Linked DNA regions of Homo sapiens: region 2 is linked to region 1. Evidence: chromatin contacts called from ENCODE Hi-C or POLR2A ChIA-PET data. All regions are on one chromosome and are shown on one strand. Each heading gives the region's core, a stretch centred on a gene start or an enhancer-like site at or near the end of the contact. The rest is flanking DNA. Distances are from core to core; before and after follow the strand shown. Region 1 has its middle 99 kb from the start of LINC02038. Region 2 overlaps LOC102724877.

Region 1 (3,835 bases), core at 718-3,217:
TGCTTCTCTGCCAGGTGGCCCTGTAATGGTATAACACGAGACCATTTTTAAGTTAACTCTTCCGCTGGGGGTTTCCAGTCAACAAAAAATGTGTGAATTTAATTCCTTGTGCAGATAAGTTTCATTTTCACCTTCCTTTACCAGTGGACAGTAAATCCTTTTACTGAGACTGTAGCTTTTCAGGCTTCTTACTTTATTAGGGGTCTCAGTTCCAATTTTCCAGCTTATTCAGGCTGAATATCTAGTCTTCTGTTCCCTGCAAGGCCATTAAAACTCCAGCTTGTTTCAGCGATTGGCAGATGCTCTCAGGATAGCTTTGGTTCAGCACGAACTCCCTCTTCAGTTTGGCACCTGGTGACTTCCCTTACTTCCAGGTCAGCTCAGCTCTGAATCTAAAAGTATTCCTGTAATATTTTATCCAGAATATCTGTATGCTTTATCTCAGGAGGGCTTTTCAGGCTCTCTGGTCATTTGCCAGAAATACCATAGCACGAGTTTCTTTCTAAACGTAGTCACTTTTTCACTCATTGTTAAATGTCACCTTTATTTTGAAAGGATGGATTATGGGTATATTAAAAATATCTACTAGGTAGCATACTACTGGCAGCTACCTATCACCAAACGAATAGCAAAGTTATAATAATTTGTGGGGTTTTTTGTAAGAGAAAAATGTGTACCTAAGTTCCTTGCCATGAGATGACTTATAGAATCTTCACAGTTACTTGCCATCTCCCATTTAAAATAATTACTGAATCCAACCTAATTGGACAAATATGAACTACAATGCCCTGTAATAAGCTCAGAATGATAGAGCAGATGAGGGTTTCTCCGTCTACCTGTCTAAGTTATAGACATCTCACTGACATGTCTTGGATTATGTCTGGGCATCATCAATGTTAATAAAACTTAAATTCTATGTTTTGTAATCAAATAAAAATACATAGAAGTTCTAATATTTTATTTCCTTCATGCCAGTGGCTAATCTCATCTTGGTTGGGGTAAGTTACTTCTGGCATGTAGTGGGTGGAGGCCAGGAATTCTGGCTTAAACATCCTACAATGCGCAAGACTCCCCTCCGTGGCTGAATTGTTTTGTCAAAGATGTTGAAAATGCTCAGTTTGAGAAGCACCGAGTCAGACACGGAGGAAGTGTGGCAATTTCAGGCTCTGGTTTCACTCCTCACTGCCGCCCTTCACAGTCCTCCTGATTCAGGTGTACCACGCTATGCTTCCTTCCCCAATCGTAAATATCCTCTTCGTGTCTTTTCTTCCAGAGCTTCACACACTTCATGGGCATGGTGTGTGAATTGTTTTCCAGCTGCAGCATTTCTAACTGAATCTCTGTCTCAGAGCTAGATGGTGTCCACAGGGTTCAAGAGAAGGGCACTTTTCCTAATCATTTACTTCAGGCTGTTATTCAGATGACATCATCCTTCTAAACCAAAGAGACTAGGAGGAAAAGGGGAGGGGGCGTTTACTTTTCCTGTAAAGCAAACTCCAGGTGACTGCAATACAGTATCTCACGTGGTCACAGGCTCTGGTTCTAAGAGCAAATATGAAGGTGGATGGGAAGAGATGGAGTGGAGAGTACGGGAACGGAATCAACACAGCAGGGTGTGTTTGTGTTGGGGGGAGATTTTGAAAGTCCCATATTTGGGCTGAGGAGACCCAGATGGCACCCCTGAACCTCCATGCAGCTTGGATAAGCTGGTAAGCAAGGTCCAGGGCAGACAGGCAGGCAGGAGGCCAACGAGAGGGAAACGCAGAGCTCCCAACTCCTTCCTGCAGAGGCTTGCAGGACTGTGTGCTAGAAATTAGAGGGGGCTTTTCACCTGTCTCTGTTCACTCATGACACAAACCCTTCCTTGAGGAAAGAGTCAGAGGTCAGTGAACGTGACAAAATCACCTCCCGTCGCTGTGAGGCTGGCCCGGGACTCTGCTGGCTGAGGCTAGGTAACTTGTTCCTCTCCGTGTCTCCCGTCCTGACCTCACCCAGGCCTGAGCCCGCCTTGCATCTAGAAGCTGTCTGGCCCATTAGTGTCCTTCCACTCCACAGAAGGTTCAGACTAGAAGGCTCTTGACCTCATGTACTCCTTTGCTCTGCATTTTAAACATGAAGAAACCAAGGGCATGATAGAGCTCTTTGTTCCCATTCAAGACATCTTATTTCTGAGGGCAGGTCTCCTTGGCCTGAGGGGCTTGAGAGCAGGCACTAACCTTGACTTTAGGGGCCCTAAAAAGGAAGTGAGCTGTGTCAGAAATGTGTCTGGGGCTCACCTTGGCAATGGGAGCCATTCAGCTTGTACCTAAAGGAACAGTTAGCCCAGAGTGAAACCCAATTCTTAGTTTAAAGAAACAGACGCAGAAAGACTTCTTAAGCCTGGATCAATGTCTTTCCCCACAAGGAGTGAGAAAATAAAAACAATGTTGAATCCTCTCACGCTGCTAATAAAAAGGAGACAGGGCTCAAGTGAGGGCAGCCAGGGAGCGCAGAAGGAGGCATTTTCCATTGAACTTTTTCTGCTTATGCAATAGATCTTCATTATCTACACTGTGCTGTGGCTCTCCAGCTCCCCCAGGGAGATGCTTAATGACATAAACTGCTTAATAAGCAGTGACTGGTGCCCCGGAAGAGCCGATGGAAGAGGAAAGCGGCCTGCTCCTATCTCCTAGTGTTCTGCATTTCTCTCTCACAGCTGATTTCAGATACTGGCCAGAGGGAGATAAAGGGCAGCTGGCTTCCCAACCAGACCAGCAGCATTTGCCCTGTTGGAAGGCTGGCTTCAGGCAACATTGCCACTCACTTTCCCTCATGAGGGGAAACGCGGCCTCCATTTTTTGTGCTCTTAAGCAAGAATTTCCTACTTTGGTGCTGTCTGTCTTAGGCTCCACCCAGAAGCCTCATTCACTTTTCTGAGATAGCGTCTTGCTCTGTCACCCAGGCTAAAGCGCAGTGGCATGATTTCGGCCCACTGCAACCTCTGCCTCCTGGGTTCAAGTGATTCTCTTGCCTCAGCCTCTCGAGTAGCTGGGACTACAGGTGTGTGCCACCATGCCTGGTTAATTTTTGTATTTTTAGTAGAGATGGGGTTTCACCATGCTGGCCAGGGTGATCTCAAACTCCTGGCCTCAAGTGATCTACCCACCTCAGCCTCCCAAAGTGCTGGGATTACAGGTATGAGCCACTGTGCCTCGCCATCATTCACTTTTATTTACCAAACATGTATTGCCGGGTAATTTTCTATGTGCTTACAGGTATTCATCTACATAAGCTGGGCGCAGTGGCTCACACCTGTAATCCCAACACTTTGGAAGGCAAAGGCGGGAGGATTGCTTGAACTCAGAAGTTCAAGACCAGCCTGGACAACATAGCGAGACCCTGTCTCTACAAAAAATACACAAATTAGCTAGGCATGGTGGTGCACACTTGTAGTCTCAGCTGCTTGGGAGGCTGAGGTGGGAGGATGACTTGAGCCTAGGAATTCAAGGCTACAGTGAGCTATGTTCACGCCACTACACTCTTGCCTGGGCGACAGAGTGATGCCCTGTCTCCAAAAAGGAAAAAAAAAATGGGTCACAGAGTTAAGTTCTATTTCTAAGCTCATTTTAAAGATGAGGAAACTGAGGCACAGAGAGATCAAATCTGCCCAGCCGCAAGGAACATGGTGGCTTTCCTATACTCCTAACCTCTGTTCTGGGCCGGGCCTGGCACTATGTTTCTCTCTGCTCTCCCCTGGGCCCACTCTGCACATGCTCCTCTTTCTCCTGAAGCCCTCCCAGGCTGCTCCCCTTCCCCCGCTCTCCTTGCCACTCTCAGCCTGTATCTCAGGTTCTAC
Region 2 (3,835 bases), core at 972-3,471, 360 kb after region 1:
CAGCCAGGAAAGAGAACAGCTCCCGTGTTGAGAAGGTGGCATCGTCAGATGGTACAGCACCCTTCGGATTGGCAGCCATCAGCACATCCCTCTGCCGAAGAGCTGTCCAGAGGATGTAACATCAGTGAGAGACAAATGCCTGTTGCCTCCAGCCACTGAGATTCTGAGGTTGTTTGTTACCACAGCATTACCTAACCTATTCTAATACAAGACAAGATGTATGCGGGACCCTTAGCATGGCTCCGATACATAGTAAGTACTTGATAAATATGCCATGACTGAAGAAATAGTCAAACAAATCTGTGAACAAATGAATAGACTAGTAAATATGTCCAAACTGGAGCTGTGCTCCCTCAGGAAGGTCTGGACAAGTCTCCTGGCACCTTCGAGGTGAATGTAAATGCCTTATTCATGTGCCACTGGTGGCCATGTTACACCTGAACAGTAGGGATGGCTGTCCTTTATGACTTTTCTCCCTGCTTATCCAGGAATGCAATGTCACCCATGCAAGCCCCACACTTCTCCCTGGACTCCACCTCTCCCTGCCACCTGTAACTGAGGATTCCGGGAGTTGGGGCTCTCGGTTCTGGTGTGTTTGCCATCAGGAGAGTCACACTCCCAGCAAAGTGATGCTGGAGGATCCCTTGAGCCTCCCCACCACCCACCGCCCACAAGGCACGGTCCAGAGAGAAGGGGCTGGGGAGCGGGAATCAGAGGCAACTAGTTGCTGTTCTTCTCCAGTCCTGGAAACTGAGGGGCCTTCACAGGAAGCTACTTCACACAACTCAGACCCATCCAGTTGAAAATAGACAGGCCTCAGCCCAGAAGGGAGCTGAAAACGGCCATGAGCAACCCCTGTAGAGTGCACAGGGGTTTGTAGCTTTACCATGTATTGTTTTCATATCCAGTGCCTGCTGTGGTCCCAACAGCAACTCGATGAAGTTGCCTGGATTGGAATCATGATTGCCCCATTTTACAAAAAAAAGAAACTAAGGCTGGGATAGGGAGATGAATTCTTCAAGACACTCCGTAGTGTCTAGAGGAGCTGGACTCAGTCATTGCTATCAGGAGCTGGCCTGAGTCTTCCCTCTGCCCACCGAAGGAGGGGCTGACAGCCCTTTTTTTATTTTTTCACATCAAGGACATCCTTTTTCTTCTGGCAGATACCTACTGCTTGATGAAGCAGGCGTATGGTGTGTTCACCAACAATCTTTAAAGACTGCTCCCCATAACTATAAAAGCAATAAAAAGGAGAGAGAGGGAGGAAGGAGAGAAACCAACACATCACCCAGGGGAAGAAGGGAGAGAGAAAAGCCTTCTTCTGAAGGACTAAGGTCCTGGCCCCACTGCAATGCGGGGTGTGTGCATCAGAGGTAGCCAGCAGCAAGGCACCGGGCATGTGATCAGAGTCACTGCTGAGTGGACCTGAGGCCAGAGCTGGGAACTAGCAAGGGCCAAGTCCAAAAGCAAAGGCGAAATGGAGCTGGGAGAGTAAGCGCCAGGTCAGGTGGTGGGGAGGAGGATGCTGAGGACAGGTCCGGAAAGCCTGGGGGTGCCGGAGTCCCCATTCTGTGGTGTTTTTGCAGGTTTGAGGACAGGTGTGGTGGCCACAGGGGACCTGCAGGGCGAGGTGTAGTTTCCTCTTCTGGCCGATGAAGTGGTTGACCCTGGGTTTCTCTGCTTGCCCCCAGCTCTGACGTTGAGATGGTTTTTCATGAACCGAAAGCTTTTCGATTCTCAATCTCTAGACCACTGAGAGCTGTGTCACATCCAGACTCAGAGCTAACCAGCAAGCACAGGAGATACCACTGCGCTCTCCCCTTCATACCTCACGACCCAACCAGGAGAGCAGTTCATGCCTGCCGTACCGATGGGGAAACTGAGGCTTTAAGAGGCGAAGGTACTTCCCTAAGTACCACAACTAGGAAGTGGAGAAATTTGAATGCACTCCTAGCTGACTGCAAACTTCAGGTTATTTCTACTGCATGAAGCTGCTTCCTAAGTTCAGAGTAAAGATCCACCCAGGGTCACAGTCCCCTGGGGCCATTTTTCAGAAAGTTGGCCACCTACATCAATGAACTAAAAAGGAGCAGTGATAAGGCTCCATCTCTTTCCTTTCCTTTGCCCAAAGAGAATGAGCACTCATACCAACAGCAGTAGTGCAGAAAGCCATTTGCCCCCGTGTCCTTTACAGAGACAAACAGATAACCCTTATTTGCAAGCTGGGTAAAATATTAACTCAGCACCCAAGGGCGCTGTCCAATACAAGCAAGACAAAGTCCTTGGCTTTAGTTTGGGAGCTCAGAACTAAGCATCCACCCTCAGGCTGTCCTCCCACACCCCCAGGTGCAGGGTCCCCTTCCCTCACCATTACAGCATTGCAAGAAGGCAGCACAATGCCTCCGCAGCCTGGAGAAGCAAGGGAGAGCACAGTCCTCACATCCAACTAAAGGTTCCCTAAGGTGCAGGGCTGTGTTTGCACCCTCTGCCTGCTCAGACAGCCATTCCAGGAAGTGATTTTGCTTCTGCATGTACTCCTATGGGTGCCACCCACCCTCACTTTTGGTCTCACCCACTGTGACCCGGCAGAGACTCCACATCATGATGGCTTTCAAGAGGTACAGCTCCCACTCTCCTGGCTGGCTCAGGAAGGGAGTGGCCTCTCCCAGATGTACCAAAGTGCCTTTTCTCTGGGCCCTCAGTGGCATCTCCACTGCTGTTGTCTGCCCATTGGCTGAGCACCACATGCTCCAAGCCTGTGTCCACCACTGCTGTGGACACGCTCAGGCAGCCAGAGGGGAGCAGGCAGTGACAGATCTCAGATGGTGCTGGACGAGGGCTCTGGCCATCTCTTATTTTCTCAGTCCCTATAGGGGCCAACTCGCCTTCCCAACTGGTTGAAAAAAAAAATGACCTACCTGGAAATCAACTTCCCCTCCTTAACTCGAAGTGATGTTAAAATCTTAGGAAGTAGGACATTGCTGCTGGCAGTAAACCTCCCCCACCAGAGCACATGAAGAATAAAAACAAACAAACAAACAAAAGTCTTAGGTGGTTGGCAGTGTAAGCACAGCAGTGACTTTTGGACGGACGGCTCCAACCACAGGACTGAAACCTAAAATGACCCAGGCAATCAGCCCCAAATAAACGAAGCAGGCAGCAAAGACCTCTCAGGTCTGTACTTACTAGTCACGTTATGAGGCCACCTGGAAATAGTAGCCACCCCAATCCCTCCACCCCATACCTCAGAGCCTTTGTTTATGTTGTTCTCTGTCTAGAAGGACCTTCTCTACCTCATTCATTCCTACATAAGCTCAGTGCCACCACCTCAGTGAAGCCTCCCTTAACCTACACAGCCCTGAACTTCACAATCACAGTTACTTGTTTTTTTCTCTAATCATCCCCTAATTTAAGCGTGGCTATTGGACAGCACTTGCCATGTTTTACTATACTTAGCTCTTTTAAACATCAGATTTCTAGAATAGTTCAAATTATTTCTAAGGAGAGAATATATTTTGCAAACCCCAAACCTGTCTTGTAGCCATTCGGCAAAGTTTGTTGAATAAATTAGCCAGTGTCTGGATAAAATACCTTTATAATTATAAACTACTTGATCCTCAAAGCATCCCTCCAATAGAAAAGGACAACTGTTACTATCCCCATTTAACAGATGACATGCATATGACAGGCTGACGCTCATTCACTCAACTTAGGTTAAATGTGTGCAAATTTCCAGTGTAGCAAAGTGTTTCTCGATGTGCACACGAATTTCCTGGGGAGCTTGGAAAGATTCAGACTGATTCAGCAGCTCTGGTATGGGGCCTGAGATTCTGCA

The links. Hi-C counts contacts between places; a loop is a spot of excess contacts on that map. ChIA-PET counts read pairs that join two places held with the same protein, here RNA polymerase II (POLR2A). Pooled maps may share reads with other maps.
Region 2: a pooled map shows a loop between it and region 1 (2.9-fold over the local background). The contact joins two enhancer-like sites. A Hi-C loop is called at or near these places in 2 of 50 pooled maps. POLR2A ChIA-PET finds 5 or more read pairs at or near these places in 5 of 52 experiments (AG04450, HepG2, OCI-LY7 and 2 more).

The regions. Positions count from the first base shown.
Region 1 is chr3:193,742,749-193,746,583 of GRCh38, forward strand. No RefSeq gene overlaps it. Among named protein-coding and RNA genes, the nearest start is that of LINC02038, 99 kb to the right of the region's middle. RefSeq lists enhancers at 1-11, 32-81, 132-181. Within about 2 kb of position 1,968, at least 8 of the 41 ENCODE cell types and tissues checked have a DNase peak (open chromatin) inside an H3K27ac peak, as active enhancers do; they include OCI-LY7, where a contact is called at or near this core.
Region 2 is chr3:194,099,515-194,103,349 of GRCh38, forward strand. The region is part of intron 4 of LOC102724877; the gene reads left to right. Among named protein-coding and RNA genes, the nearest start is that of LINC02028, 30 kb to the left of the region's middle. RefSeq lists an enhancer at 1,423-1,712. Within about 2 kb of position 2,222, at least 5 of the 41 ENCODE cell types and tissues checked have a DNase peak (open chromatin) inside an H3K27ac peak, as active enhancers do; they include OCI-LY7, where a contact is called at or near this core.